Linked DNA regions of Homo sapiens: region 2 is linked to region 1. A link is a loop called in an ENCODE intact Hi-C map of the cell type or tissue named here. Cell type or tissue: GM12878. All regions are shown on one strand. Links, peaks and the distances in the headings refer to the core of each region. The heading gives the core; the rest is flanking DNA.

What was found. Peaks named below come from ENCODE experiments on the same cell type or tissue, not always from the same donor. Only the 100,000 strongest peaks of a DNase experiment are listed, where the experiment ranks them.
Region 2: a loop joins it to region 1, with 2.5 times the contacts of the local background. A loop is called at or near these places in 2 of 110 quality-filtered maps.

What each region holds. Positions count from the first base shown.
Region 1 is chr12:104,575,298-104,591,820 of GRCh38, forward strand. The region is part of intron 1 of CHST11 (carbohydrate sulfotransferase 11); the gene reads left to right. MIR3922 (microRNA 3922) reads left to right here and starts at 16,336; the gene lies at 16,336-16,419. RefSeq lists enhancers at 4,818-4,927, 7,596-7,645, 8,472-8,541. In GM12878, for the core only: no CTCF peak of the experiment used is centred there; DNase peaks (open chromatin) are centred at 4,984, 7,634 and 8,227; H3K4me3 peaks cover 1,774 bases; H3K27ac peaks cover 1,829 bases.
Region 2 is chr12:104,466,262-104,482,784 of GRCh38, forward strand. All of the region lies in intron 1 of CHST11 (carbohydrate sulfotransferase 11), which reads left to right. Among named protein-coding and RNA genes, the nearest start is that of CHST11, 18 kb to the left of the region's middle. RefSeq lists enhancers at 7,173-7,312, 7,269-7,438, 12,460-12,509. In GM12878, for the core only: no CTCF peak of the experiment used is centred there; a DNase peak (open chromatin) is centred at 12,320; H3K4me3 peaks cover 2,402 bases; H3K27ac peaks cover 3,832 bases.

The sequences.
Region 1 (16,523 bases), core at 3,078-11,077:
AAACAAGTATTTTCTGAGTGTCTGCTGTGTGCCAGACAGTGTTCTTGCTATGAACAGAAAAGGCCCCAGGAGCTTGCCATTAAGGGATGCAGGAGGAACTGGGGACAGGGATGAGGCCATGTCAGGTGGGGACAGTGCTCTGAGGAAGACATGAAAGGTAGTGGCATTGCAGGGATGAGGGTGCCAGGAAGGCCTCTGCGAGTCCTCTGTGATAATCCGGGTGAAGGGGGTCTTAACTTAGACAACTGATAGGCAAAGAAAGGCCTGGGAGCAGGAACATCTGTCCGTTTGAAGGAAGTTTCCTGGGTGTGTTCTGAGTGAGCTGCTGAGTGGCCAGCAGGTGCTGTTCTGTGGGGTTGGGTGGAGTGCAGGTTGCAGCCTGGCCTGCATGAGCCAGCTGTCAGGGTAAAGGATGCCGAGCCACAGAGTGGTCCTCTTCTGAAGGAGGCTGTTCTGCAGGCAACAGGTTTGGAGGCCACTGCTTCGTCAGAAGGGCCCGTCCTGCCCTTTCCTACTTCGGCAGTGCTCAGAAATTGCTTATCGGGGTATTCCTTGGTCTCTGCCTGGGGAGTAGAGGAACTCAACATTGTAAATAAAAGGGTTAGCTTCTTCAAAATTCATTCTTGTCTTCTATTGTTAGAAACCAAAGCTCATGCACGAATGCCACCCACCCTGTGATTACAAACCATGGCCCTCGGGTGGGTGGGTGGCATGTGTGCATGAGCTTTGGTCTCTAAAATAGAAGTGTGAGAACTGTTCTCTCTTATGCCTGTTCCCTCCCAAGTACAGTATATCCATGTCAACTTACTCACAGGCGTGATGGTGGTTCACGTTAAGTATTCACTGTGCTTCTCAGTGGCAGGAGAGCTTTTCTTGCCTTAGCCTACTGTGTCCTCCCAGGAACTCTATGAACTAAGTACTGTGTTTATTCCTGCTTTCAAGATGTGGAAGCTGAGACCCAGAGAGGTGAAACCTAAGGAGCCCAAGGTCACACGCTTGGAAGAACAGGGGCTGGAATCCCTGACACAGTGGGCCTAGCGGAAGCCAGGGCAGGTATTAGCAGGCCCATTTTGCAGAGGGGAAGACTGAGGTGCAGTGATGCAAAATGTGTGGTGGAGGGCTGGGCCTGGAATCTGGGAGTTCTGGTTCCGGGTGACCGTCCACTAGAAAGGGAAAGGTGGCAGAACCATATATATGAGCCTGTTACTTGTTCAAGGACTTGGTCAGGGGCCTCACAGAACTTGGAAAAGAGCAACGGACTCTTCAGAGAAGTTCTTCAGAGAAGAGCTCTGAACTGGAGAGCAAGAGCTGGGAGCACCTCCCATGGCTGCAGTCTCTGGTCATTTCCAAAGCCCAGGAGAAGGCTGCATTTGGTCAACCACCCACTTCCATTTAGCCAGGGCCTTTAAATCATTCCCAAATCCTTAAAAATCACCTGGAATGTGTTTAAAAGGGCAGATTTCTGGGCCTCGAGATAGGCCTATTGAATCCGGATCTGGATTTTGGGGGCCTAGGAATCTGCATTGACACCACTCCAGGCTGCGCTGAGGGACATTCACGTTCCTCCAACATTCATGTTGCCATTAAGGGATGGAGGAGGAACTGGGGACAGGGATGAGGCCATGTCGGGTGGGGACAGTGCTCTGAGGAAGACATTCAGGGTGGTGGCATTGCAGGGGTGAGGGTGCCAGGAACATTCATATTGGAGAATCCCTGGACCTCGGTACTAAGACTCCAGAGGGGTGGAAATGACTGTGGGTTCAGTCTAAGGCTCCAGGTGGGGTGCTTCAACAAAAGACCATGGTCACTCAGGGCCAGGGCAAAGGTTATTATCAGCAGCCCCAGACACTTTGGGGACGTGCTGGAAATATCTGCCTGACAGAGTGTTTCTGTTTTGCACCGGTATGATTCGTGTATCTGAGGGCTGCAGCCCTTCATTTTTTTTTTTTTTTTTTTTTTTTTTTTGGTATTTAAGAAAATGGTAAAATACACATAACATAAAATTTACCATTTTAACCATTTTTAGTGTACAGTTCAGTGGCATGAAGTACATTCACGTTGTGTTCATGCAGCCCAAACTTGAGAGCTCTTTTTGGAACACTCCAGGAAAGAAGGGCTGTGTACACACTAGGTGCTTAATAAGTGCTTTCAGATGACAGTGGGGTGGTGGGATTATCGGGGTGGTAGGCTACATTATCATGGATTAAGTAAGCATTCCCACTCTGTACTTTCTTAGGCAACTTAACTTCAGTCTGTAATGCTGAGGCAGACACTAGTGAGCTACGTTTAACACTTCATTTCTATTTCTGGGTGAAGCAGGATGATGAGTTCATTGTCTGGTCAATGCCAAGGGCAACTTCCCCTGCTTTCCTAGGCTCCCATGGCAGAATAGAGGATATCTGTGAAAAATCCAAATTTTCCTCCTATGTGTGTGTCGGGTAAGGGCAGCCCACAGTTATGACTGGGGCTCCAGTTTCAAATGCCGCTGACTCAAGACCGATCTGGTTGAGAACCAAACAAATGGGCCTTTTTATACTGAAGAGGAGATTTTTCTTACCACGTGTCAACAAAAGATCTGTAGACAATCTTGTTATACATTTCACACTGCTGACTTCATAAGTACAACAGCACTCACGACCCCTTTACATTTTTTGGTGTATTTGGGTTTATTTCTGTGGTTACCATGCACTGAGGGAAGTCCACAAAAGCCAGCCTGTTCAGGGCTGGAGCACGGTGCCAGTGGAATTTTGGTGAACTTCACAGCGGTAGAAGGGAGTGGACTGGGAGGTGCAGAAGTAGTGAATTTTGCAGCCGGAAGGAATCTTATATAGACTAAATCCCCCCTTATTTATAGATGAGGATATCAAGACCCAGCAACAGGGGGTGGTTCTGACCTGAGGTCACATCGCTGGTTAGGATCTCAGCCCATCACTGACTTCCTGGTCTCCAGACCCATTGACTTGCCACTGCTCGGATCTTCCCAGTCGTTGAACCCCGAGTTCCGTTGAACTAGATGCCTTGTAATATAATACACCTAACGATAAGTTTTCCTGAATTGAATATTCTTCCGAAAATCATTTATAGATTTGGTGACTTCTCCATTTTTCTTTTCCTGCATTTGGGTAGAATCAATCTTTGGCTCTGAGCAGATCTTTCTGTTTGAGTGTCTTTCCTAAGATCTTTATCTTTCTGGTTGCATTTTCAGAACCCCCTGCCTCTATTGTGATGAGAGCGCTGGGTCCGTTGGCTGTCTCTCTGGGATGACAGCACGAGTTGAAAAGTGGAGAATTGAGTCATCGGCTTTCTGGCGTGGTTTATTCTGTCCCAGAATCCCTAAGTCCTGTCTGATACTATTTAGTCACTGTCCTTGCAGTGTGAAAAGTGATTCACATGTAAGCCATGGAAAGCGCTCAGCAAGCTCTCTGAGACAGGAATTCTTGAGGAGGCAAAAGCCAACAGTGTTAATTGGAGATAGAGAGATAGGAATTCTTGAGGAGGCTGTGAAAAGCCAACAGTGTTAATTGGAGATAGACTGCCATGTGAGAGCCAAACCCCTCATGTTCTCAGGTAAAAGCTAGGAAAATGTTAGGCTCTTGTGACATGCAGTTGTCTCAGCTTCAAAGCTGGATTAATTAACTCACGTAATGCAAAATGTTTGTTGAGGGCCTATTTTGGGCCTGGTCCTACTCAAAGTAGCAACAAAAAGCAACTTGATGCTGTCTTTGACCAGAAGAAGCCATGAGAAGGTGCCCAGGTACTTATCAAAGGGCTTGGTTACATGCCCCTGTTTCCTTGTTACCCTTAAGCAATGAGAGAGAGATGCTTGAAGAAGAGCAGAAGCTCTGCTTGCTCTTTAAGCTTGGCGAGGGTTGGGTCTGTTTCCCCTCCTCCATTCCTGGGCTCCTAGTACCATGTGGTTGCTCAGTGAATATCTGCTCTTTCTTTTTAGCCTTCATGTGGGAGGCAGTTGTTGTGTAGAGGGAATAAGACTAGACTTGGGTCCAATTTACCTGGGTTGAAGTCTTTGCCCCACCACTTTGCTCTTGTCCCTGGACAAGTCACTTGATGTTGCCCAGCCTCCATTTTTGTTGCATCAATAGAGTGGAGATGCCAGCGATTGATCTTGTGACCTTGGGGGCATCACTTAACCTCCCTGACCTTGGATTTCTCATCTTTAAAATGAGGGACACTGAAGATGAGTGTGGAGCACATGTCGGAACAGACAATGAAACAGGCATTCGTTATTATCATTCCCATGTCAGAAATGGGCTACTATCTTACTGTTTTATCTCAAATGTAATTTCAAGAGAATGATACATGGTAACGTGGGTAACTTTCATTTGTCAATGTGTGGATGCGCCGCCCCTCTCCCCGGGGTGTATTCCTCAGCAGCCCGGCAGGGGAGGGCACATCCACACATTGCCTGCTTTAAATCTGTTGCCCGCTCTAATTGTGTAGACCCACTACACCCAACCAGCTTGTATCCCACAGATGGAAGGTAATTTGAATAACTGTTTAAGCCAAAATGTAATTGGAGATAAAAGCTAAATGTCTAAGGTCTAGCAGTATCAAGATGACCAGAAGTGATGCATTGGATCCTCTGCTGCTTCTGAATCATCTGGGTTAATTACCGTACTCTCCACCAGCTTTGGTCATCAAGGAGCACACAGAATCATTGCTTATAATTGAAGACTGTGGACAATGATCACATAAGATCATCCCTAAGTTACCAGTCCCTTTTATTCTAATGGACATTTGAAGAAAAAGGCCTGAACTTTCAATAAAAGCGTCGTCTTTTTGCTTTCAAGGCCCTTCAGCTAGTTCATTAGGGGATTGAAGCCAGACATCATTTGTGACTTTCCCCCTACATTTGGGGAATGGGGGATAGAATATCTTTTGTGGTTTTTGTTTACAAGAAGGAAGATTTCAGGCTTGAGCTGGAGTACGAAAGGAAATTGAAACTAAAGATTGGGTTCTGGATTTGACTAAAGTTTCTAATATTGTTCAGCCACAATAAAGCCAAAAGCGTTCACTGTATGCTCTGGCTGATATAGTAAAGCATGGGCATTTAAGAAAAGGGTTAATTAGGTCAATTAGATTAGATGTTAGGCTGCCTGTTTCTAAATACCATGGGATGTAATTTATTTCAGTGGAGCTTTAAGCCCTCATGCATGGTAGACATGTCGATTATGGATAAATTAAAGGCAAAATAAATGAATATTCAGTATGTCAGACACAATCAGAGAATGGTAGAAAAATATGTAACTTAACTTTCAACCTCTATAACAGCTAGGATTGTGCCCCATGCAAAGCTTCCTGGAAGTTTGGGAGCCCAATTTTTTCTCTCTACTTGTTGTAATTTACTTCTAGGATATAGCTGGGCCAGGAGGATTTTGTCAAGAAATGGGTGCTCAGTCTTCTGAGGCTCCATACTTCAGTTGGAAGGAAGGGGAATTTTCATATTTCTTGTTTTCTTTTTTTGTAGAGACGGGGTTTCAAGTCCAGGCTGGTCTTGAACTCCTGGCCTCAAGCAATCCTCCTGCCTTGGCTTCCCAAAGTGCTGGGATTAAAAGCATGAGCCACTGCACCTAGCCTGGGTTTTCATATTTCTTATAATTGTCTCAGAACTTTCAGTTCCAATACACTCATCGTGAAAAGCAAGTGAAGCCTTGAATATTGATGTTTATTGAGATCAGGACAAAGTGAAAGGCAAAAATCTGAGTGCCTTTTCTGCCTTTTCTGGTGTTTTTCTGGCCCTCCTGTTCTGTCCTGATTTCTGTCCCTGAACTCCTGACCTTGGACATGCAGGAGCTACTTCTCCCATCAGCCTTTTCTGAGTAGAACCTCTGATAAATGGATGCTTCTTGCATCCTTATCCTTGAGGACTTTGGACTCTGATCCCAAGGGTGTTGGCCTTCATTAGCTTCAGGGTGTTGACTTGCATTAGCTTCTGCTGGGGGAACAACCTCAAGCTTGGCCAGGTGGCAGATATCTGGAAGTCTTCATGACATACTAATATTTGTTGAGATATTAGTACTATCTATGTTTATATATGTATATCTGTGTTTATGATTCAAGCACAGCTGTGTCAACTGTTTAACAAAGTTTTATGGGAGAAAGCTTGATAATTGAGGAAAATTTATCCCTATTTATTTATTTGAACCACAACTTCTTGTAGTTTTTCAGACTTTGAGAAAGCTGGTTATGATTTGATGTAGTGGCCAAACATTGTCGAGTGACTGGAAACCGTTGATTTAAAGGAACACTGCCTGGGATTTCTGGCCTCAGTGAGGGCTGAGGCAGTTATTTGGTGGGCAGGAGGGTGGGGAGGGTCTTTCTGGGTACTGCTGAAGACCCACTACCTCTGTCTAACCTGACAGAGACTTCCCCAGCTGTTCATGACATCCAGGGCAGTGACCTTGGCTGTGTGAGGAGTGGCTCGGGCACAGGTGGTCTCAAAGGGCCTGTTACCCTGGAGCTGCCTCCCTGCATCTTAGCAAGCCTCAGAAGGCACAGGGCATTTTGATGCTGTGGCACTTTGCCATTTGAATTTGAGGAGATTTGTCTTGGCTTGGAAAACAAAGCATTCAACTTGTAGCAAACTAAAAGAAAAAGGAAGAGAAGTTGAGAACAAACACTCCATCCAGGAGTTTGGGCTTTGAGATGGGGATGGGGATGGGACGGAGGGAGGTGGAAAGGAAGTAAGGGATGCACTACGTCATTATCGTCAGCATCATCATTCTATCCTTATTTCATCCAGTCTAAGAAGACTATGGTTGTAGGATGCATCCTTATTTGCGAGAAATTGAAATATGGAAATGTGCGCCTGAGAGTTGTGGCAGCCAATGCACTCAGTGCTTTCCGCTCATGTCCTCCTCTTAATAACTTTATCAGGCAGGTTCTCTCATTATTTCCATCTTATTGGTGAGCAAACTGAGATGCAGGGGGTTAAGAAGCTTGCAGAAGATCACTCTGCTGGCCAGTGGAGGGGCCAGGATTTGAGGCAGGAATTCTAACACCCTTAGAGCCTACCCTTGGCTACAGTGCTCTGCTCCTGAGCAATGAAATCAGCGTTGGGGTAGTCATGTGTGTGTGCGTGTGTTTGTGCTTGAAGACTTTGATGTCAGCATTTTGACCAGATGTGTCAGACAGATATGTTGCCCCTGCCCCATCACCTTTACTGAGTTACTTAAACCCCAGGCCCCTGTTTTCATGTTATTATCTTTACTAAGGGATGCAACTGGAGTTTAAGTTCTTTCTGTGCATTTCACGTCCCCTCTGCACGCCCTTCTCATGGGGCCAATCACTGTTGGGAACACTCAGAGATAATAAACATTTCCCTGCTGTATCATCCTAGAGGATCTGTCATTTATTAACTGTGTACCGTTGGCAAGAACCTCTCTGCACTTGTTTCCTCATCTGTATGATAGAAATAATACATCTCGGGATGGTAGTGAGGAAGGGAGGGTTATATAAAATGACTTCCACTGAAGTGCCTGCCTGGCATTCAGCATTGTATAGAGCCGGAACTCCAAATGTCTTCTGCTTGTACCTGTTTTCCTTCTCCCCAAGTCACCCAGCTCACAGGTGGCCGCAAGCTCTGAACTGGAACTGTTTCTAACACATCTGGCTGCTTCCCCTAGAGACAGACATGCAAATAGCTTCATATCCTCTTGTAGCTGTAACCATTTGCAGACACCTTATTGTCTTACAGCTTTTTAATTTGCCTGCACAAATAGACCTGCCTGGCCAACTTGGAGGGAATTTTAATATCTAAGTGCGGCCACATACATATGTGTTGTATACTGGGGCCATGCCTTCCTGCTTATCAAGGCAACAGAAATCTTGTACATGGTTTTCTTACTTTCTGGATAAAGATGGGACCTTGTCTCTCCATTTTGTCATAACACTTTTTTATCTTTACTTTAAGATGAAACCCTCCTTAAAATTGTGAGTGTTTCCCTGGATTTCCCTGGGGAGAAACCACTACAGTGGCTTTGATTCTTTTTCCCCTCCTTGGGATCATTCTGATCCCATTCCATATCTTTGGAGGGTCTATGGAATGGGGCTCAGCTTTGCATCTTGGATTCACAAGAAGGGAAGCAGGGAGTGAGGGAGATTGGGGGACCGTGGGCGTGTTTCATCAGATGCAGCTCCAATGGCCTTTTCCCTCTGACCATATTTCAACAACCACACTTGACACACAGCCTAGCCTCCCCCAAAGCTCACGTGTGCACCCTCTGCCCCTGTCTGGGGCCTCCCCTATTCATTTTCAGATCGATTCTGACACCTGCTTTTATCTCCCTTACCCCTTCAGCACTTCTTGATGGCAGCAACTTAAGTTATACTTAAGCATCCTATATTCCTAAAATATGCAGAAATTAAACAAATGCCTTGTGCTCTCAGTTTTCAAAGATCTCTCTCTTTTTTTTGAGGATGGAGTCTCACTCTGTCGCCCAGGCTGGAGTGTAGTGGCGAGATCTCAGCTCACTGCAACCTCTGCCTCCTGGGTTCAAGCAAGTCTCCTGCCTCAGCCTTCTGAGTAGCTGGGATTACAGGCACCTGCCACCACACCCAGCTAATTTTTGTATTTTTAGTAGAGATGGGGTTTCACCATGTTAACCGGGCTGGTCCCAAACTCCCGACCTCAAGTGATCCGCCCTCCTCGGCCTCCCAAAGTGCTGGGATTACAGGCGTGAGCCACCGCACCCCGTCCAAAGATCCCTTGAGTAAAAATATTCACATCAGTGGCTGCAGATAGATAATTGTTTGGTTTTTGTTGGGGAAATTCCAACTCTTTGTTTAGAACTTGCCTGATTTTCAGTAGCATCTCTAACACTTAGAGTTGATTTGGATCTGGCATTATGTTGAGTCATCATTTTTAGTGGGAAGAATACTATACAATGTGAAAGAAAGTGTAAAAAGTACTCTATTTTAACAAAGTTGTTTTCTTTCTCTTTCTTCTTTTTTTTTTTTTTTCACAGCGTCTTACTCTGTCACCCAGGGTGGAGTGCAGTGGTAGAATCTACGCTCACTGCAACCTCTGCCTCCCGGGTTCAAGCGCTTCTTATGCCTCAGCCTCCCCAGTAGCTGGGACTACGGGTATATGCCACCATGCCTGGCTAATTTTTGTATTTTTAGTAGAGATGGGGTTTTACCACGTTAGCCAGACTGGTCTTGAACTCCTGACCTCAGCTGATCCCCCTTCCTCAGCCTCCCAAAGTGCTGGGATTACAGGCGTGAGCCACCATGCCCTGCCTGTTTTCACTTTCATATGCTGTCTTTTATATGTGTATGTGTGTTTACACAACCAAGGTCCCGACCCACATAATATTTTGAATTCTGTTGCTTTAACTTAAAGCAGCGGTTTAAGTGGTTAATTTAAACTCCATTTTCATGTCTTCATGTTATTTTAATAACAGTAGCATTTTTTGATTGGTCCAAGATTATAGGAATAATTTCATAAATGATAGTTCATATCCTAGAGTGTTTCCAATTTTTGGCCACTAGAAGGGAAATTCTATAGCAAACATCTTTGCGCGTCCATCTTTTAGTTTCTGTTGAATTAATCCCTCGGTGTAATTTCCCAAGAGGGAAATTGCTGGATTTGAAGGGTGTAAACATCATCATGGCTCCAGTAATGCAGTGCACGTGGGGAGATTTTTAAAATCAGTGTTCTCTCTGTTGGCATCTTGTGCCAGAAAAATGTCAGAAGAAAATAATGCGAATGAACAATTAAAAAGCTAATCCCCTCTTTAACTCTTAAAAATATGGAAATGAAATAGGGGTTTTGGTCCATGGATGCTGCCTGGGAAGCCCCAGCTCTGTTACTGCAGGCATGCCTTTCCTTGGGGGAGAGATCGTCTTTCCAGCTATCTTTGCTTCTGGAGAAAAGATGCTCACAGTACTTGTTCAACAGCCGCACTTCAGCCTCCTGCACTTGCCTCGTACTCACCTTCAGCAATGCCAAAGCGCTTAGGCCTCCAGCATACATCATCAACGCCTTCTGTCTGTTAACTGTGCAACAGCTCCTCTCTGATTTGTGAAATAATTGTGTGTCCACTGATTAATGTGTATGTTTTAAAACAGTGAGATTTGGGTTGGAATAGAAGAGGGTTTTGAGATACTCTCAAATAATTAGAAAGACAAGGGAGTGGACAATTAGAAATGGGAACTAATTATGGCTTATTGAGCACTTACCTTGGGCCAGGCCCTGCTCGAAACACGTGACATGGATGAACTTATTCAGTCCCCACAACAACTCTACTAGGTAGGCAAATTGTTCTCCCCATTTTATAGGTGAGATAACTGAGGCCAAGAGATTGAGTATATTGTCAAGGACACACAAGATGGGAACCCATGTGTATCAGTTTGCTAGGGCTGCCATGACAAATTCCCACACACTGGGTGGCTTTAAACCACAGAAATTTGTTCTCCCATGGTTCTAAAGGGAGACCAGAGGTCCAAAATCAAGGTGTCAGCAGGGCCGTGTTCCCTCTGAAGGCCCTAGGGAAGAATCCCTCCTTGCCTCTTCCTGGCTTCTGGTGGCTCCCAGCAATCCTAGGCATGTCCTGGCCTGTAGCTGCATCACTTGAATCTCTGCCTCTGTCTTCCATGGCCCTCTTCCCTGTGTGTGTCTCTGTGGGTCCCCTCCTCTTCTCATAAGGACACTAGTCTGACCTCACTTAATTTAACTCATTATATCTGCAAAGACTCTATTTCCGGAGGTCACCTTCTGAGGTTCCCAGTGGATATGTATTTGGAAGGGACACTGTGCAATCCACTATATCACGGTCATAGCACGTCACAGTGGATTGTACACTGCAATCCATGGTTGCAGGTCCCTAGTGGATATGAATTTTGGAGGGACACTGTGCAGTCCACTGTACCATGGTCATAGCCAGGACCTGTTCCTGCCTTCTAGGACAAGAGTGGAGAAAAGGGAAAGAAAGCAGAAGCCTGGGTAGGCTCAGGGTTTGCCCAGGTGCTCTTGAGATGGACAAAGAATGGGCGAAAATCCCTTGGGCTTTTAAAAGGTTGTGTGGCCGGGAGGGACTGGAGCCCTGGGCGAGATGCCTGCCTGAGTGAGGTGGGGTTGCTGGGCACAGTCAGACTGTGTGAAGACTGTGTGAGTGTGAGATTATCCTGGGCAGAACTAAACAGCTTTCTGGACTCAAGGGGAGGAGGCAGGTTTGGAGTTAATGCCCCGCCATGCTTGAGTAGCTTAAATAAAGGTTACCTGGACTATTTCCTTTCTCCAGCAGCTACGTTACTCTGTCTCTGAAGCCATGGGGGAACCCCAGAGGCAGACATCAGCGTGTCCAGGTTGTAAAATCAGACTTGGAGCGCCAGGCAGGGAAGAAAGCACTTCGGCATGTTTTCTGCCTCACTGCAAAATAAATGTATAAGCATTCCAGGGAAACTGCAGGGAGAGGGGAACATTCTTCAGCAGGCAAGGAAGGATAAATGCAAAGTAAACGTATAAGGCTTATAATTACTCATTTGAAGTGTGTAAAATGTAATTAATATGATCTGTGTTGCAGTGCTGTCTCTCTTGTTTTATTTAAGTGAACATAAAATGTAATTTATGAGGACTTCCCCAGGTTAACTGCCAATATCAATTCCTTGAACTGCGTTTTTTCCACAGCGTCTTAAGTTTCTCAGCAATAAAGTTCTTCTACTACTGTGGGGGTTTTCAGGGACAATTTATGCTGAGGTTTGGGGTAGGGGCTGGTTCTCCTTTACCCCAGACACTCACACCCTCCGCCCCTTAGGCCAGCCTGAAGATGCCAATTCCTATCAGTTATCTTCTCTGTTAATGTGAGGTCTTTTTCATGTCACTGTGATGACAGTGGTATACAGAAAAGGCTTCTAATAAAATTAAACTCACAAATCTAGGAAGCTACCTTTAAATTTCGAATCTTACTCTTCTATTCATAAGCCTTCAACAGATACATTTAGGGTGGCCTTTAATTAATATTTGGTCCTTTAACACACTTAATCTTCTGATAACAATTTAAATTGCATCTAAAATGTCATCTATTTACAGTTATTTTTGAATACTTCATTTGCCCAATTAATGAACAAGCATTTATTTATTCATTTGTTTATTTATTTTGAGATAGGGTCTCAAGCGGTTGCCCAGACTAGAGTGCAGTGGCAGGATCATGGCTCACTGCAGCCTCAACCTCCTGGGCTCAAGCTGTCCTCCCACTTCAGCCTCCCCAGTGGCTGGGACTACAGGCGTGCACCACCACACCTTGGTGGTGTTTGTATTTTTTGTAGAGATGGGGTTTTGTCCTGTTGCCCAGGCAGGTCTCGAACACCTGGGCTCAAGCAATCCACCCGCCTTAGCCTTCCAAAGTGCTGGGATTACATGTGTTCACCATCCTGCCCGGCTCAAGTATTTACATAATAGAAATCTAATGCCTCAAACTTAGAAATATGGTGAATCTTAAGATTTATTTATTTATTTATTTATTTATTTATTTATTTATTGTTTCAGACTCTTCAATTCGTTAGAGATTAAGTTTGTTTTTTGTTTTTTGTTTTTTTTTTTTGAGATGGAGTCTCACTCTGTCACCCGGGCTGGAGGAGATTAGGTTTTTTAAAATGCTCTAGTATTATATATAAACTTAGATTTCAGCTTAAAATTTCAAATCAAATAAATTGTTCAATTAAGTCTTTCATATTGTATTGCAATGTAGATCTATTCAAAGAGGCCAAAATCTTGAAAATATTAATATTATGGGTTGATTCTTAAACATCTCTATACTTATTTTAAAAACAGTTTTATTGAAATACTATTTACATGTAAAATTCACCCACTTTAAGTGTAGAATTCAATGAATTTTAGCATATTTATAGAGCCGTACAGCATCCCCGCAGTCTAATTTTAGAACATTTCCATCACCCTAGAAAGAAACTCTGTGTCTATTTATTGTCACTTGCCATCCCCACCCCTGGCCTTAGGCAATTGCTGGTCTACTTTCTGTGTCTATGTACTTACCAGTTCTGGACATTTTTTGCACTTCATTTGCAATCATCCTAGGTTTTTAAGAAAACAATTTTGGCATCTCAAACAATATTGGGGTCACCTTCTCAAGCCACTTTTCGGGTTACAGCCTCAGAAGGCTGAAGCTGCTTTCTTCAGAACTGAGCTCTGCTCTGAGTGGGTTCCTGCAGCCTATGACCCAGACTTGAGTCACAGACTGGCTCATTCCAATGTCTTGCCGCCAAAGACCAGACCCACCCAGGTGGCTTCCTTATGTCTTGATTCCTTCCTTGCCTGCCTCGGGCTCACAAACAGCTTTAAGACTTAGTTAAGTGAGAGCTGACTGAAGTCCATCCCGGTGATGTTTGACCTAAGGTCACTGTTCTAAAGTTCTGTACATGACAGCCATGCTCCATTGCCCACCTGCCATCCTTACAGCACCAACTTGGAGGCCACCAGCCAACCTGCTCACCAGCAGCCTCTGGGCTCCGCCTCAGGGTGTTGCTCCACGTCCCAGCAAAACAGCTTAAAAAGCAAAACCGCAGCCAGGAGTTGCATAGATACCTGAACACCCGTGTTCATAGCAGCATGAGTCACGGTGGCCAGAAGGTGGAAGCAACCCTAATGCCCATCAGTGGATGAATGAATAGTGGTATGTATGATGGGATATTATTCAGAATAATAATATGTCAGAATAACGAAATTCTCATACATCCTACAGCATGGATGGACTTAGAAAACATTACGCTAAGTGAAAAAAGCCAGACACAAAAGGACAGACACTGTATGATCCTACTTGTATGAAGTACTTAGAATATTCTAATTCAGCTGGGTTTGGTGGCTCACATCTGTAATTCCAGCACTTTGGGAGGCCGAGGTGGGTGGATTGCTTGAGTCCAGGAATTCAAGGCAAGCCTGGGCAACATGGCGAAACCCATCTCTATAAAAAAAATTCAAAAATTAGTCAATGATGGTGGCCTGTGTCTGTAGTCCCAGCTACTCTGAAGGTTGAGGTGGGAGGATTGCTTGAGACTGGAAGGCAGAGGTTGCAGTGAGCCAAGATTGTACCACTGCACTCCAGCCTGAGTGACACAGCAAGATCTTGTCTCAAAAAAAAAAAAAAAAAAATTCAAATTCATAGAGACAGGAAATAGAATGGGGGTTACCAGGGACAAGAGAGACGGGAATGGGGAGTTGTTATTTAATAAGTACAAAGTGATGTATAGTTGGTGATAGTTGCACAAGAATGTGAATGTACTTAATGCCACTGACCTGGACACCTGAAAGTGGTCAAAATGGTAAATTTTATGTTATGTGTATTTTATCACAATAACAAAAAAGCAAAACTGCAGTTGTATTATTTCTTGCCTTGAAGAACTTATTCAAGGGTTCTGGTTTGACTACAGAATCAAATGAATGCTTTTTCGGTTTGGCCTCAAATCCTTTTCTGGGATGACTTAAAGTTCCCAGCACTTTGGGAGGCTGAGGCAGGCGGATCACCTGAGGTCAGGAGTTCAAGACCAGCGTGGTCAACATGGTGAAACCCCGTCTCTACGAAAATACAAAAATTAGCTGGGCGTGGTGGCACATGCCTGTAATCCCAGCTACTCGGGAGGCTGAGGCAGGAGAATTGCTTGAATCCGGGAGGAGGAGGCTGCAGTGAGCCAAGATGGCGCCACTGCACTCCAGCCTGGGCAACAAAGCGAGACTCTGTCTCAAAATTAAATAAATAAATAAATAAATAAATGAAGATGCCTCACCCTAGCTGGCCCGTCCCTTGGCTATTAGGTGCCGCATGACCCTTGTAAGTACCTACACCCAGGCCCCTGGCCTCGTTGGCCCCATCTGGCACAGTTTCTCCCCCTCCTCTTCTCCAGATGGCCTGCACGTGCGCTGTCTATGTGCGCACCTGTTCCTCATGTCTAGCTGATCCAGCATCCCCAGACTCTTCCAAGATACAAATCCCCTGGGGTGCTCATCAAGCTTGAAGCTTCCCAGGCCCCTTTGTAGGAGAATCTGATTCAGAAGGGCTGGGAATATATGTTTTTTAAATAAGTACCTCGGATGACTCTTATCAGGAAAGTTTAGAAGACCTTGGACTGGGGTGACTGTATTTCAAAACGGTTTAGTTTCCTGTCTTTTGGGAAAGGCACTTCCATTCATTCATTTATTCATTCAGCCCTGAATTTAGGCCCCTTTTAGGAACCGAGGATATTGTGATAGACAAGACAGTCCAAGTCCTTTTGCTCATGAAACTTAGGGTCTCGTGGTGGCAACAGACAACAGCCAATAAAGCATTTAAGATAAAAAGACAGGAGAGAATCAATGCCTTGAAGAAGCATATGGCAGGCGGGGCGCAGTGGCTCATGCCTGTAATCCCAGCACTTTGGGAGACTGAGGCGGGCAGATCACTTGAAGCCAGGAGTTCAAGACCAGCCTGGCCAACATGGTGAAACCCTGTGTACTTAAAAATGCCAAAAATTAGCTGGACATGGTGGCACACGCCTGTAATCCCAGCTACTTGGGAGGCTGAGGCACAAGAATTGCTCGAACATGGGAGGTGGGGGTTGCAGTGAGCCAATATCGCACCACTTTACTCCAGCCTGGGTGAGAGAACGAGACCCTGTCTTAAAAAAAAAAAAGAATATAGCAAAGAATGGGAGGAACAGGAGAGAGAGGAAGTGAGGCCATGGGAGACAGTGTGTCCAGGGAAGCTCTCTCTGGGGACCTGATGATGCGGTCAGAGGGCAGAGTAAAGAAGAGAACAGTTGTTGGTGTTGGGAGAGGGACTCCAGGCTGACAGAGCAGTGAGTGCAAAGGCCCTGAGGCTCATGCTTGGTTTTTTGGAGAAAGAGCAAGATGACCAGTATGGTGGAGGAGGGGCAGAGGCAGGCGGGGCTATATCATGGGGGGCCTCTGGGCCGTGGAAAGACTTTGGATTTTGTTCTAAGATGGTGGCAGGTCTTTGGAGCAGGAAGGCTGTTATGATCTGATTTACGTTTCTAGAAGATTATTCTGGCCGCTGGTAGAGAATAGAGTAGGGAGGCCAGGGTGGCAGCAGGGATACCAGTTAAGAGGTTTTTGTCATAGCCCAAGGGGAAGGCGATGATGGCTTGTACCAGGGCGGTGAGGACAGAGACATGCTGATGGGTGGGGCATAGCAGACAGAAAAGGGAATTTAAGAAAATTCCTCACTGTTTGGTCACAGCTAGGGGCATGATGGTGGCATCCACTGTGATGGTGAACATTGTGGGAGGGAAATTTTAGCTGTGGAAGCCATGAGTTCTCTTTATCAATGTTTAACATATTCCATTCATAAGCACCCTCAAATTGAACTTAAAGGAAGAGTCAAGTCAAGGCCAGAGGTCCCACAGCAGGGCTGGAAAGCACACCTGTGGGACTTCTGGCCTTGACTTGACTCTTTCCAGATATCTGAGTCAGACGTTTTCAAAGCATGCACCATGACCCACGGGTGTGTTGTAAAATGGATTTAATGAGTTGTGACTAGTAGTTCATAAAAGAACAATAG
Region 2 (16,523 bases), core at 8,207-16,206, 100 kb before region 1:
GCTAATGGTAGTAGTTTATATAATAATTAATAAACAAACGTATGTTGGCATGGCTGTTCAAAAAAAACAAAAAACAAAAAACAAAACTGACTCACTAGGGGTGCTACACCCTCTGATACTGTGTCTGGAACTATTGAGTTCAAGAACAAATTGATGGCAAAGCCGGAGAGTGGACCCTATAATGCTGTTGCAAAAAACCCTCGTGACCCCATCTCCATGCTTGCCAGCGGCCAAACAGCCCCAAAGGCAAGAAGATGGCCTCTCTGCCCCACATCTGCTTTCTAAATCTCAAGTGAGTGCTTCTATTTGGGAGAGCCAAATTCACATCTAGAACCTTAGCTTCAAAGAAGCCTGGGAAATACAGCTTTTCAATTACCAGCCTCTGCAGGCTAGAAAGCTTTCTAGAAGGAGGGTAGAATGAACGATGAGCAAATAATCACAATACTCACCACACCCTATTGGTAAAACATATTTGAGCAGCCATCCCTCAATATATTTTGTTTATAAATAATTTCTGCATATTACTACCATTATCTACATATCTAGGATAGGATCCTTTCTGACTAGTGACTGCAAACCCCTATGTCGTTATCTGTTGGATAATTCCGTTGGCTGACTCTTTATCAATTCTGATTCTTTCATCCTTTTGACCTTGTAATGTTGTCCACAAAGATACAATGGAGAGCTAGTACTCAAGAGGGAGGAATGCCATTTTCTTGTGTGCCTGGATTGTGACAATTATCTTCAAGTTGTGGTTTCTTGGCTGGGATCTCTTTAGGCCTCAGTTCTATTTTGTGAGGAATAGGATAGTTAAAAGTAGATAATATAATCTGTAAATTTACTTATGATTCAGTTGTAAATGGTTATTCATTGAAATATGCTGAGAATGGTGGAATTATTGAGGTGGTCACTCCAGTTCATTTTGTGGTTGAGGATACCTGCCTGAGTTTCATAACTGACATGTAATTTGATATGACAGGTTAGATGGAGTTGTTTGTGGCCATTTGTATTCTTGATATAGTTAAAATTTTTTTAGGTTAACTGAAAATGGAAGGTCTGGTGTCTAGATGAACAAAAAATGGGAAGTCTGATGTTTCCTTCCCGGACCCCTTTTGTGGCACAGTGTCCACTAGGATTTTGGAACTCCAGGACTAGACCTGCCTTGAATGTCATTGGTTATTGTCAAACCTGCCATTGTCAACTCTGGGTAAAAGTACAGTGTTAACCTGGTGCCAGTTCTAGCGGTGGTGGAGGCTTAGTTTGGCTTTAGATAAGCTGTATGGGGAGGGCTGATATTTCCAGCATCACCAGGACTTGGGTTCTGTCTCATGTAGATATGGATAGAGACAAAGAAACCTGGTAATGGAAGTGTTTCAGTCCTTATCATTCTCTGGCTTGAATCGTTATCTTAAATGCCTTGGGAGAAGAAACTCACAAAGGCAACTCAAGTGAAAGAAGCTGGTGGCTGGGTTTCTGTTAGAAACTGTTAACTTCGAAGAATCTCAGAAGAGGGAAACCACAGAGGCCCCTCTAAGGTAGTGTTGTAACAGGACACTTAACATTTCTTAACGGTTGTCATATTTTACCTTTAATATCATTGCATAAGGTCACTCATTATAGTGAAAAGAGCACAGAATTTGGAGTCTGGACACCAGCTTTTAGGATTTGGCTGTTCCCTATATCCATTTGACATCATTCAAGATATTTTTGTTAAATGCTTACTAAGAGTTAAGCTCTGTTCTAGGTGTAGAATCAAACAGGTGAAAATCCATGTCCTCATGGAACATACATCATAGTGGGGGAGACACAATAACAAATGGATATTAAATTATAGAGTATGTTGGAAGGTGACAAATGCTACGGGAGGCGGGGAAGCAAGGAAGGGGGATGTGAAGTGGCAGTGGTGGGGGGATTGAAATTTTAAATAGGATTGTCAGGGAAGTTCTCTCTGCAAAGGTCGCTTTAAAGATTGAAGGAGATGAGGGTAGATGGGAGATGAACCAATGAAATAGTAAAGATATTTATTGGATATTATTTACCGAAGGCCAACTTGGGTCAGGCATTGAATATAGATTACTCCCCCATGGGACTCGTATAATGTATACGCTATAATTACCACCATTTTACAAGGGGGGAAACTGAAGCATAGAGCATTATCACTTGTCTAAGGTCCCCAGGAGAGGAATGGATGGAATAAAAACCAAACCCGGCTGTATGACTTCATATCCGCTGCTCTGAACATCTGGGAGGGCTCTCATTTGGGCATTACTCTTCCCATCCACCCTAAAGATTGGCGAGAATGATTGCAGTTTAGTGATAGACATTCTGCGAAGGGTGGGACCTTTCTGCCCATCAAAGAATCATTCTGCCCAAATGCCACCAATGCCCCTCCTTGAGAAACAGCTCAAAACTCTATGTGTAAACAGCATCTGGCGTAGTACTTGGCTGCATCCCATGACTTGGGCAAGTGCCTGGCAAGTGTAGGGGCTTAATAATTGATTGAATGAGTGACTGAGTGAAAGTCGCAGACAAGAGATTTGGTCCCCTCATTTGCCAAGTGAAGGTAGTAATGTTACCTCTTTTATGGGTGGCGGTGGTAAAGATTAAATGAGAAGTTAGATGTGAAAATGCATTGGGAATGGATGTAAACCTATGTAACAAAACTGCATGTCCTGCACATGTATCCTGGAACTTAAAATTAAATAAAATTAAATTTTAAGAAAAGAAAAAATGAATGTAAAAGCAGTATAAACATGTTGTTGTTATGATAAATTACCTGTGTGGTTCCTCGTTCAAGGATGTGAATCTCCATGTCAACAAGATGCTGTTCTATTTAATTCTGTTTGAAACCTGAGCAAGTTTTTATCCTTTTAACATGTGCGTCCTACACTGTAAGATTTACTGAAAGGATCTGACTTCTATAAGTGTGAGGCTCCTGTGAATATCTTCTCTCTGTATGTGCTCACCCTCTGTCTGCCGTACTAACAGGCATACCCGCTGCCAAGGCCAAAACTGTGTAGCAATTTGCAAAGCAGAGTTTATATTTGGTCAGAAATCAGCCTTGTGTTTTTTTGCTGAATGCAGTGACCGCAGCATTTCCTCCCAATTATGCACTTAATTACTCCTCAGGTTCCCATTAGCTTTAACTAGTGACACTTGGGAAATAACAGGCACTGGTCAATGCCATTTCTGAAGCTGAACTCCGAGGAGGATGAAAAGCAGTCATTTCAGAAAAATAACAGTGGTAGCATGGCAGCCTGTATGTGAGCAGTTGTTGGGTGGGTTAGCATGGCTCATTGCACAGGACAGCATCAATTGGCCCTATGTCTCCACATTGGGCTTGTTCTGTGCTGAGGAGGACTTTAAGGGCTCTTCCTGTATAGGGGTCAGTCCTTCCCACTGCTTAACTGCAGGTGTCATGGAGCTTGCTCTGTGGCTGGCATTTGTAGCTGGGGCACAGACCCATTTCCTCCCTTCTTCACCAGACCAGGTGCTGAAATTTAGTTCAAAGACTCCATAACCCTGATCTGGGCTAGGCCCGGCATTCTTCAACCTGAGGCCAGGCTCACATTTGAAATAGTCCCTGTTAGGCTGCAGAGTTATCATAGAGGAAGGGGAGCATATTTGTCAGGGCTCACATTTCTTTACAAGTTGAAAAAGTTTCTATCTTTTTAAGCACCCAGACCTCTTTCCATTCCACCTAATCATTGATTTAGACTATTTGTTTGCAACTGGTTTGGGACCTCCTTCTTCCCCCATAGGGGACAGGTGGCAATGTCTGGAGACATTTTGGGTTGTCATTAACTGGGGAAGGTGTGCTACTGGCATTTAGTGAGTGGAGGCCAGGGATGCTGTTAAACATCCTACAATGGATAGGATAGACTTCCCCACAACAAAGAATAGGCCAGCTCAAAATATCAATAGTCGGGAAACCCTGTATTAGTCTGTTCTTATGCTGCTGTGAAGAAATACCTCAGACTGGGTAATTTATAAAGGAAAGAGGTTTAATTGACTCACAGTTCTGCATGGCTGGGGAGGCCTCAGGAAACTTAAAATCATGGCAGAAGGCACCTCTTCACAGGGCAGCAGGAGAGAGAATGTGTGCAAGCAGGGGAAATACCAGACACTGATAAAGCCATCAGATCTCATGAGACTCACTCACTATCATGAGAACAGCATGGGGGAAACCACCCCCATGATCCAACTAACTCCACTTGGTCCTGCCCTTGACACATGGGGATTATTGCAATTCAAGGTGAGATTTGGATGGGGACACAGTCAAACCATATCAAACCCTTATTTGATTCAACATTTTTCTGATGCTTTATGAAAAAAACCAGTAACAACAATGACCACTTACCAAATACTTGCTCTGTATCAAACAGTATGTCAGCTGCTGTATTTGGATTATCCATCCTATTTAATCCCCACCACAACCTTGTGAGATGCACATTTACCAATCCCATTATACAGGTGAGGAAACTGAGGCTTAGAGAGGTGAAGGAGCCTGCCTAATCGGAAAGCTGGAACAGGATCCTGGCTCAGGTCTAACTGACAGCAAACACTGTACTCTTCACCTCACTAGTATGCCCATCTCCATGTTCTTGGTTTCAGATAATTAGGTCAAGAAGTAATTATTTCATAAAGGCCTTAAGCTCAGCTGTAAACTCTGTAAGTGGGACATTCAATGATAGCCCCTTCTCTTCTTACCCTACACGCTATCCCTGGTGAGCTCATCCTCTCTTGGGGCCTGGGGTATCATCTGTGTTTAGATGACGCTCATGTCTTTCTTCAACTTGGATGTGACCTTGGGTCGAAGTCTAGTTCATGTATTACCTCTTGTGTTACCATCCATCCCCTCTTGGTCAGAATGAGGGGATAGATGTCCTTCCTGTCATCCCTGTGGTACTTTGTGTGTGTACATCTCTAATATTACTCATTCTGATACATTGACTCCTTCAGGGAAGGGGCCATGTCTTGTTTAGCACAATATCCCAACATCTCCAATAGAGCCTGGTACATAATGGTCACTCAGTAACTATTTGCTAAAAGAAGGAATACACTGATGGTAATTGGTCACTAAGAAGAAAATCCCCCTTTTTGGGATAGCGGGTATGGAATTTTCAATGCTGATTTGATTTTCATTTTGATTCTATGGTGAGCTGTCACTTAAGAGAGCCAAGAACAACCCCTTTTATACCATGGCTAAATGTGAACAGCCAAAAAGTGAACAACTGTCAAAGTTGTAGGAATTGCATCACTGTAACCACAAAGGTAATTAAATGTGTCCCAGAAAGGGATCTGCTAATTTGGTTTGCAACGGGAGGGTCTGAGACAAGACTTCTGTAGAGCAACACTGTCCAGTGGAAATACACTGCTGCTGCACACAGAACTAAATCTTCCGGTAGCCATTTTTACATTGAAAAAAGTGAAAAGAAACAGGTGAGATTAATACCTGAAATATTGCAACAGGTACTCAATATTAAAACTCACTGCAATATTTTACATATTTTTGGTACTAAGTCTCCAGAAATCCAATGTGTATTTTTACAGGACATCTAAATTCAGGCTAGCTGCATTTCAAATGCTTACTAGCCATACGTGACTAGGGCTACTGTAATGTATAGTGTAGCTCTAAAGTGTTAGAGAACCTTTTCTACATTGAACTAGGGCTTTTTTTGGTCTCCCCTCACCCTAATTTAAAAAAAAAATTTATGGTGACAGAATCTTGCTCTGTCACCCAGGCTGGAATGCAGTGGCATGATCATAGTTCACTGCAACTTTGACCTCCTGGGCTCAAGGAATTCTCCTCAGCCTCCCAAGTAGCTGGGACTACAGGTGTGCACCATCACACTTAGCTAATTTTTGATTTTTTTTTTCTTTTTTTTTTTTTTGTAGAGACAGGGTCTAGTTATGTTGCCCAGGCTGGTCTCAAATGCCTGGGCTCAAGGGATCTTGCCTCAGCCTCCTGAAGTACTGGGAGTACAGGCGTGAGCCATTGCGCCCGCCCCTTCCATTTTCTTAAGGGGATGTTGTCTTTCCTGGGTTTTAGCTATACCCTTTGGGAATAATATTGATTATCTTAAGGCTCAACATGTTAAATACAAGATATTGGCTGCAAAGTTTTATACACACACACACACACACACACCCCTCTAAAGTCATTTCAGGCCTCTAAGGTATCTTCAGAGTCTTCTAGTTAATCAGTCGCTATCTGAAGCTTGATTGTGCTATTGAGATCTTGACACAGTCTGCCATGTAGCAAGAGCAACTGTTACTAGCTCCATTCTACAGATGAGGCAATGGAGACTCAGAAGGATTTAGGGAATTGCTTAAATTTTGTTTCAAATGGTTCTAATACCAACGTTTAGCTGCAAAGTCTGGCCCAAGGAACATTCATTCTATTAGGGTGGATGTAAACACACATACTTCACTGTCTTATGGGGCCAGATGCGATTGCTGTTACAAAGAGAGACAAACTGTGAAGGAAAGGGAGAGGAGGGTGATTGATTTTGGTGGTGGTGGTGATGGTGGTGGTTGTGGTGGTGGTGGTGGAAGGAAACCTTCCAGGGAAAGTTGAGGTTGGCACCGGGCTCTGAAGGATGAGTAGAAATTTGCTGGCGGAATCTGGGAAGGGAGAGGAAAGACATTCCAGGTGAGGACGCCTGCCAGAGCAGGGAGTGGGGCAGTGAGGAGAGTGATGTCTGGGAATACGGGAGCCCAGGGGTGGAGAGGTGAACCTGGATGGCTCTGAATGCTCTAAAGTTTGAGTTTTATTCTTGGTACCAGGGAGCCACAGAAGGTTTAGTGTCTCCTGTTTTTCAGATGATGAAATTTAAGCTGAATTTAAACTCTCTTGTTTCATTAGAAAGGCAGTAGTTTCAAACTCACTTTCTCAAAATGAACTCGGGGCCATTTGGAAATCGTTTCTATTATCATCATTTAATGGGAGGTAAGATTATTCATGAACGACTAAAGTGCAAAGTAAGAAAGAGCTTAAAGGCACTCTGTAGTGGGATTTGAAACTCCTCTGTTTTGCATTGCTCGGGCCAAAATTATAGGCCATGGAGGTTAAATTTCAGTCTCTCAGTTGCTAATGGTGCCCTAGCTTCACCCTCAGAGGGCTCTGGAAGCAGTGGCAGGAGAAAGGGAAAGTGTGTAAATAGTCGCAGGGAAGAGAGTTTCTTGCTTCAGTGGGAGCTCATGGGTGTATCCGGGTCAGGCTGCAGCTGTTGGGCTGCCCTAGAGATGAGCAGTGAAGGATGGAGAACAAAGTCTGCTGCTTCCTCCTGGAAGCGAGACCCAAGTTCACTGTGTGTGGGGTCTGAGTGCATTGTACCCCTGAAAGATGCCGCCCTGTGTCCTCTTTAAATCAAAAGACTGCCTCTTTTTTTAGGCTCCCCTTCCTGGGCTGTGGGAGAGGGCATGGGGCTATTGTAGAGCTCATACACAATGTAAAAAGGCATCTCTCTGTGGCTTTCACAGTCACTTCTGGGGGCCATTGTGCTTGGTACAAAGCTGAGGGCTGCCTGTATTTTCTCTGCTAGACTGTAGCACTTGACGCCTGTCGATGAATAATTGAGAGCTGGTTTTCTCATAGGGGCATCTCACCACCTTTGATCCCCTTTATTTTCCGTTAAAACATCACCATCATCACCACCACCACCACCACCACCACCGCGACCACTACAACCACGACAGGGAGAACTCTTCCAAAGGCTTAATTGAAAAAGAAACTAATATAATGTAATCACAGATATGCAGCGTGTTTTAAAGGGGGCATGTGGACAGGCAAGCTAAAAGGGTTTCTGGATTTACACTTGCAAACTTATAAAGATTTAGGGATTAGAGATTGGAAGGTCTAATTGAGGTAGTACTTATTATTGGAAGCCTATGCAAAGGTATTGGAATGGGGATTATTTTGCAATTGGAAGAATTAGTGAAATCCTTTAAGAGCGAAGGTTTCATTATATATAGGGTTTTCTGTATAATTTTGCTATTCAAAAATGGAAGTGCAGGTTTGAGATCAGAAACTGAACAGGCAATCTTTTAGTTAATTGTAATAAAACAGCTTTCTTTGGGAGAGTGTGAGCCATCATCCGAACGACAATTATGTGCTTAAAAATATTAACTCGGAATAGTGGCCTTGCTCACTTTAGGATAATCCATTGCATTCAGGAGGGGAGCAGCTCAGGGCTCTTTCTTGGGACTCTGCAGAGAATTCTTTCAAGGCTTATGCTGACTTTGTTTCCTGTGCCTGTAAAAGCAAAATGAGATTTTTAAAAATAAATCCAGGGCTGATAGTAAGTGCCTTCCTGCAAATGAGATTTGAGGGATGTGCAGGATGTTGTCATTGGAAAGTCACAGCAACATTCCTTTTTTATTTTCATGGGAAATAAACAAGGAATGGATTAGGAACACAGAGGTCATTGCTGAGTGTTCGATCTGTTATAAAACTCCAACAAAGTAGAAAGGGCATTGGGTGGGCATTGGGTGGGGCATCAGGGATCTTGGGTTCTTGTCCCAGTTCTTCTGCCCCCTTTGGGGACCCCACATGTGTTACTAACAATGTAGATGTTGGCAGTTTTCAAACTACTCCTCTAAGCCGAAGCATGGGGGAAGGTCCTTGGACGGCGGTAGGGGGTCCCAGTAAACCCCACCCCCATCAGAGTGGCTCCTTGCTTATCTGTTTCATATTTTTGGGTTCTGAGTAAAATTTTGTTAGAATTAAGTATTTCAGGGCTAAAACCAACAATTTTGCAGTTGACTACTTAGACTATTTAGACTATTTCTAAGGTCTCTTCCCAACTCAGATCTGATGCTATTAGCAGTTCTCAAAATCAATACACATTTACATGAGGGTTAAATCATAATTAAAATGAATAATTACTGTTCATGCAGTATGAACTGTCTGACATCTCTCCACCCCTCCATCCAGCACTCAAACATTTATTGACCAAATATTTATCTGAGCAAAGAGACAAATCTAAATAAGACTTAGTTCCTGCCTACAAATAACTTGCAATTTAGCAAGTGGTGACAGACCCATAATTGTTAGCTGTAATGCTTTATAATAATGGCTGTGGGTGGCTAGGAAAAAAAAAAGAGTAATTAGTTTAGGGGAGGTCAGGGAACTTGACAGAGGAAGGAACATTTGAGCTGGGCTCTGGTCATTTGTTCAGTTATTTAACAAGCATTTGTTGAATGGCTACTGTTTGTGCCAGGACTGTTCCTGTGCTAGGGAAACAGCAGGGGACAAAACAGACAATGATCCCTATCTTAATAGAGCTCACGTTCTTGGCATAAAATTTATCAAGGGGCAAGGTTGGTGGCCCCACTGGCTCCTTCACCATCATCTCCCTCCCCTGCCCTATGATGCCTCAGAGTAAAGCAGCATTATATATATATATATATATATATATATATATATTTCTGATTATGAAATTAATTCAAGTGTATTATAGAGAATTTTGAAAAAAGGAACTTACTTCCAAAAAAAGTTACCCCAATCCCTGCCATATATATGCATATATATATGTATTTATATGTATATATCCATGGAAAAATAGACCAGAAGGTCAAGAGATTTTTCCTGGGTGGCAGGGATTAGGGATGAATTTTTTTGAAAGTAGGTCCCATATATATATATATGACTTTTTTTTAGAAGCGGGTCCCTTATATTATATATATTTACAAAGATATATTTTAAAAAGTTATCCCTCATATATTATTATAAATGTATACATTTATAAATAAATATATTATAATATATACATATATGTAATACTTGTAATATATAATTACATATATGTAGTTATATATGTATAAATTATAATTATATATAAATATAAATAATAATATATAATATAATATATTATATATTATAATAAATATATAAATAAATAGAATTATAATTATAAAAATTATAATAAACACATGCAAAAACAATATTACATATATGTTATATGTAATAGCATATGTTACACATATATGTAATATATGTAATATGTACACATGTAGTATATACACATATGTGAATAATATATACATATGTTATACACACATATAATATATACACATATATGTAAGATATGTAATATATGTGTGTATATATATTTACAAAGATGAAATCGTCAGGCTTACAGTGTATTTTGCTTTTTCCATGTAGCACCGAATCATGGGCATTTTCTCATGTCATTCAGTTTTCTCTGACAACACTGTAATATTCCATCAGATGGATGTATTTTCATTTTGCCATTCTCCTTTGTTGAATATTTTTGAGAAAGATTTTCCCTTTTAAAAAAATGCCGTTTTTTTTGTAAACTAAACTTTTGTCTGAGTTTCTTAATGTCCCTTTCAGATAAAATTTCAGAGGGGCAATTCAGAGGTTATAAACCTTTGAAGGCTCTTGATAAGTGTAACCAAATTATTTTCTAGAAGATTGTATCTATTGATGCTCCAACCAGCAGTGTGTGAATATGTCCATCTTACTATATCCCAGCTCCTTTGATTAAGCTGTCATCCAGATTCCTGATGGAGCCTTCCTCTATCTCAACATTCATGCTTGCATTGAGTTTTTGGTCCATACTAGATTATAGGCTTCTGGAGGCCACAAACTGTGTCCCCAGTCCCTGGCGTATGACAGACTTGTAATAAAATAAATGTTTGTTGCATACATGCTTGCATGTCTGAATGAATGAGCCAAGGAAGGTAAGGAGAGGTTTCACTTGATCTGGGAAGAGAACAGAACTTTCTTCAGATGTCACAAAGTATCTTATTAATGGGCTTCCAGGGATAGGGGGATTCATGAATGGACAAGTAGCTTGCTGTAAAGCCACCTCCATACCCTCAGTGCCTGTCCAAGAGTCCTATAATAGATCATCCTTAGGATTCAAATTCAATGAAAAGATACATTTTCACTGCTACTCACTAGGTACCCATTACAGGTGTTAAATCATTTAGTCTTCTCCACAGCCTGGCGAGGAGAACTGGCCTCATCCTCATTTTTAGGTGGGACTCAGAGAAGTTTTGTAATTAACTTAAAGTAACCCAGCTAGTAGTTGGTGGAGCTCGGATGCCCTGGCTCATCTGACTCAAAGTGCTCTAATAAGAACTTCTCTCTGCAAAGCGTGGGCTGGCATCTGCGAGAAAAATTTCTTTTTGTGATTTAGGAGGAAAAACATATGGAGAAACCCTATTGTCTGAATGCTGCGTCTCTCCCTAATTCATGTGTTGAAACCTAATCCCCAATATGAGGCTCTTAGAAGGTGGTGGTCTTTGGGACGTGATTAGGTCATGAGGGAGCCCTCATGAATGGGATTAGTGCCCTTATAAAAGAGACCCCAGAGAGACCCTCACCTCTTGTGCCATGGGAGGACACAGTGAGAACCAGGAAGTGGGACCTTTCCAGACACCAAATCTGCCAGTGCCTCGATCTTGGACTTTCCAGCCTCCAGAACTGTTTGAGCAATAAATTTCTGTAGTTTACAAGCCACCTAGTGCAGGATATTTTGATATAGCAGTCCAAATGGACTAAGACAAGGAACGATCCTTGAGCTGAAAGGAAAATGAACAATTGCTCTGCAGTTGGAAAGACACAATGATAGCTCTAGGAGGCATTGTGCACTCAATTGTCCTCAACTGATTGGAGAAAGGAATTCAGTTATGAGGAAGTTCATTTAGTGAGAAGGTCTAAGAGCTCTTCACATGTCTCCTATGACTCTAAGAAGGGTGATGGCTGGCAGCACCCTGAGAATGAAGCCTCTCCAGGGAGCTGTGTGTTGATGGGGCTCTCAAGTTTGGGAAGCAACCCCCCTAACAGGAAGTGGGGGTGGGAGACAGGGAGAGAAAAACCAAAGCAAACCCATAACTCAAACTGTATCTTTCTTCTTGCAAAAGTGAAAGACATTGCTGATCGTTACACACACACACACAAACACACACGGCAGATGGAGCTTCCTGTGTAGTATTTCTGTTACTTATATCTCCAGAAGGAAGGCCTGGGTATATTTTAATTTTATTATTTTCTTTTCTTAAACATTAAAAAAATGATTTCCACTAGCCCATACCAGAGACCCCAAAATACACTGTAAGTAAAAATGTGATGTTTGCCACGTGAATGCAGTGCCAGCACCTCTCTTCCACCAGGTCCACGTCCCTAAGCCTTTTTATATCTGAATTCTGGAGTCTCCACTGACCCCTTCCCCATAGTCTCTTTTATGTACACCCTGACTTCCCAGCAGCAGAGTGCCGAGATGGAAGCGGATGAGGGGAAGTGAGAATAAGTCTAAAATAGCTGTCTATTAGGTTTCCTGTTAAGTAGGATGTGGTCAGTTAGCTTCGGTTATCTGTAAGTCTAGTTCAGGCTGTTCCTGTTAACAGCTGAGTATTCACGGGGCCCCAGAGCATGGAGGTGCTTGCCTGGGAAGGAAAGCAATTATCAGAAATGTTGGGGCCCAGTCACTACCTTGAGGAAAACCGGTGGGATTTAGCCTTTTGGGAAATAAAGGTGGTGTTCCCTGTGGCCATCAGCAGCAGTGGCAGGCAATTTCAAGAGCTTCAGGAGGTGACTGGAACCATCTAGTCTCTGGTCATTTGGGGGATGAGATGACATGGTTTGGTTCTTAACACATAGTGGGAGAGGCAGTGAACTGGTGCCTTCATTCTAGGGGGTTATTGAAAAGGAGGTTTTTAAAACTGGAAATGACAACATGGAAGGAGCCTTTAAACAGTGCATGTCCAAGGCATGTCCAAGGAAAAGCCGTTTTCAAAAGAGTCACCTGTCTTTACTTGGCATTTCCAAACTTGCCTCAGATATCTTTCTGAGGGACTCTTAACGTATTGGTAGAAATTGGATGCAACTCCTTCCTTTCCCAACCCAACTCAAATTGGTTTAAGCAAAAAAAAAGGGCCCCCCCTTTTTTTTGGCTCAGGGAACTGAGCCAAACTCAGTGTGGCAGAGACCAAGCACCCTAGCATGTGATTGTTCATGCTGTGTCTGTCTCCTCATGGTGGCAAGATGGCTGCCTGCGGTTCCAGCCTCCATCCTAGCCTTTCAGCAGTCCCAGTAGAAAGAGAGAGTACTTCTTTTTTCCAGCAGTTTCCACAAAAGTTCTGGAATGTAAAGTTCTTAAGGGCAGGGATTTTTATATTTTGTTTACTGTCATCCCCAGCTCCTAGAACGGTGCCTGTCCTACAGCAAGTGTTCAGTAAAAATCTGTTGAGTGAGCAAATCTCATTGGTGTGGCCGGGATCACATGCCCAGTTTGAGAGTAAGGTTGGGAGTGAGAGAAAGAAAACTGGAGATGCTCTTATCCAAGACAGGCATCAGATCTTGTTTTTCTGATGAATAACAACCAAGAGAGGCAAGAGGTAAAAAATATATAATTAGATTTTAAAAAGTCTTGCACTCTTAGGTAGTAGGTAGTATGCTAGGAAGTTTTTTGCCACTAGGAAAACCTATTTGGACTGAAAATGGCCGCATGAACTTTTGATTCTGTTTACCTCCTGTTGCTAGAAGACAAATGTGTTCCTATGGCTTGAAGAAGCCACAGGACATATTTTTCTCATGTATGCATGCCACTTGTTGAAGATGGCTCACCACCATGTCTGCCTTCCTGCCAGTGGGAAGAGGGAGAGAGGTCCAGCGGAGGGCATTCCCCTTGGATCCATCACTTTTGCTTAAATCTCACTTAGCTCCAGCCATTTATGTCTGTGGGGGAGGCTGGGAAAGGTAGTCTTCATTCCGTGTGGTCATGTGCTAAACTTGTGTTTTCTTTATTCTAAAGGAAGACAGAGAATGGATATTGGGGGTCAACCAGGAGTTCTGCTGCAAAAGGTTCTATACTTTAGTTGGTCAGTGCTCTGAGCCCCTGTTGAATTCAGGCCTATCTTTCATAAACATCTGCTTAGTCAGTGCACTGAGTTGATAGTGTCCCCGCCCCCCCCTCCAAATTCATGTTCTTCCTGGAACCTCAGAATGTGACTTGACTTGGAAATAGGGGCATTGCAAATATAGTTAGTTAAGATGAAGTCAACCAGGTGCAGTGGCTCCCACCTGTAATCCCAGCACTTTGGGAGGCTGAGGTGGGTGGATCACGAGGTCAGGAGTTTGAGACCAGCCTGGCCAAGATGGTGAAACCCCGTCTCTACTAAAAAATACAAAAAATTAGCTGGGCATGGTGGCGGGTGCCTGTAATCCCAGCTACTCAGGAGGCTGAGGCAGGAGAATTGCTTAAACCTGGGAGGCGGAGGTTGCAGTGAGCTGAGATCGTGCCACTGCACCCCAGCCTGGGCTACAGAGCAAGATTCCATCTCAAAAAAAAAAAAAAAAAAAAGATGAAGTCATATTAGAGGACAGTGTGCCCTTAATCCAATATGACTAGCGTCCTTATTATAAGAGGAGAAGAGACACAGAAACACACATAAGACCGTGTGATAATGGAGGCAGAGACTGGATTGATGCTGCCATGAGCCAAGGAATGCCAGGAGCCACCAGAAGCTGGAAGAAACAAGAAAGGATCCTTCTCTAGAGGCCTCAGAGAGGGCATGGATGGGCCTGCCAACATCTTGATTTTGGACTTGTGGTCTCCAGAACCATGAAGGAATACATTTCTATTGTATTAAGCCACCAAGTTTGTGGCACTTTGTTATAGCAGTCCTGGGAAAATACTGCAGTCTGAAGGAACACATTTCTTGCCTTGACCCAGTAGGGATTCTTTCCAGTTGGAGTCAGGGGATGTGGCTTCTTAGCTTCACCCCTGTGCCGGGATGTGACTCAGCAGAGGTCACTTAACCTCTCTGTGCCGTACTTTCCAGCTATGAAATGGGAAGAGAGCTGCCTTTCTGCTCTGCTGTAACACTGCAAAGGTACAGCCTTTCATGACTTCTCATTGCACCCAGAAGAGAAACCCAAATCCTTAGCCTGACTTCAAGGTCCCGCCTCACTGAGGCCTGCCTGGTCCCACTTCCTTGTTCCCCTGCCCAGCTGGACTTGCGCCACTCTGCCTTCTTTCAGTGCCTTATGAGCACCACACTCTTGCCACGTCACGAATTTTGCACTTGCCGTTCCCTGTGCTTGGCGTGCTTTTCCTTCAGGTCCCGTTTAATGTTGCTTCCTCGTATTGGCCTTCCCAGTTGGGTGCGCTGGAATAAGTTATCACTTAAAAAAAGTAATCTACTGTCATACTTTACAATTTTTAGAATTTGGCCCAGCTTTTTAAGCCACTGAAAGAAATGGTTTCAAAAACCAAACCTGGGTGCAGTCACCTGAGCCCACTGTTCCAGCTGGTGGCTTCCTTCTGTAGGGAGCGGTCATGGATTCTCTCACGCGTCGATGGGGGGCAACGATATCAGATATGGCAAAGATTGGCTAAGAAAGGGAAGGCATTTTTGGAGAGGGCTTTGGGGTTTCTGATACCTAAATGTCTCATCCAAGTGAACAGAGTATTTACTCGTCTATGACTTGAAAAAAGAATATCTTTTTGATGTTATTGTAAATAGGACTGTTTCCTTCCTTCTTTCCTTCCTTCCTTCCTTCCTTCCTCTCTCCCTCCCTCCGTCCCTCTTTTCCTTCCTTTCTCTTGCATTTTTTTTTTTTGGAGTTTTGTTCTTGTTGCCCAGGCTGGAGTGCAATGGTATGATCTTGGCTCACTGCAGCCTCCACCTCCCATGTTCAAGCAATTCTCCTGCCTCAGCCTCCCGAGTAGCTGGGATTACAGGAACCCGCCACAATGCCTGGCTAATTTTATTGTATATATATATATTTTTTAGTAGAGACAGGGTTTCACCATGTTGGCCAGGCTGGTTTCAAACTCCTGACCTCAAGCGATCCACCCACCTCAGCCTCCCCAGGATTGTTTTCTTGATTTTATTTTTGGATAGATTGTTGCTGATATAAAGAATGTATGGCTCTTTTTTTTTTTCCTATTCCTCACTACCTTCTGCCTTCCTTTCGCCTTCCCCCATCCCTTCTCTTTGCTGAAGACGGTGTGTCATCTGGGGTAACCCTGGGTATTTACGAGCCAGTGGAGGCTGCTCTGCCACCTGGGGCTGCTGGGCCCCAGAGCCACATCAAACAGGGAGCCCCCCCCCGCAAAAATGAAAGGAGGCCATGTCAAATGGGCAGCTGGTGTTTACTTCTTTTAAGTTTAGGCACATCCTTTACATCCACATGGCTTTATTTTTTAGGCAAGTGGGCTCACCACTTTCCTAGACCATGTGGCCACTGCCTCCCTTCCCTTTCCCCACCCTCAGTGTCATTTTGGCTTTTCCCACAGAGGAAAGGCTCACAGAACTCCAACGTGGTTCTGCTTGCTTAGATCGATGAGACAAGATTTTGGTCCTTTGAGCAAGGTAGGAGTTGTTGTAATAAGAGCTGACAATTATGGAGGACCTAGTGTGTGCCCGGAGCTTCACACACATTGCCTCAAATTCTCACAACGGCCTCATAAGGTACATGTTACCTGGACAAAGACAGCAGCTCAGAGAACTCATTCCACTTACCCAAGGTTGCAGATTTCAAC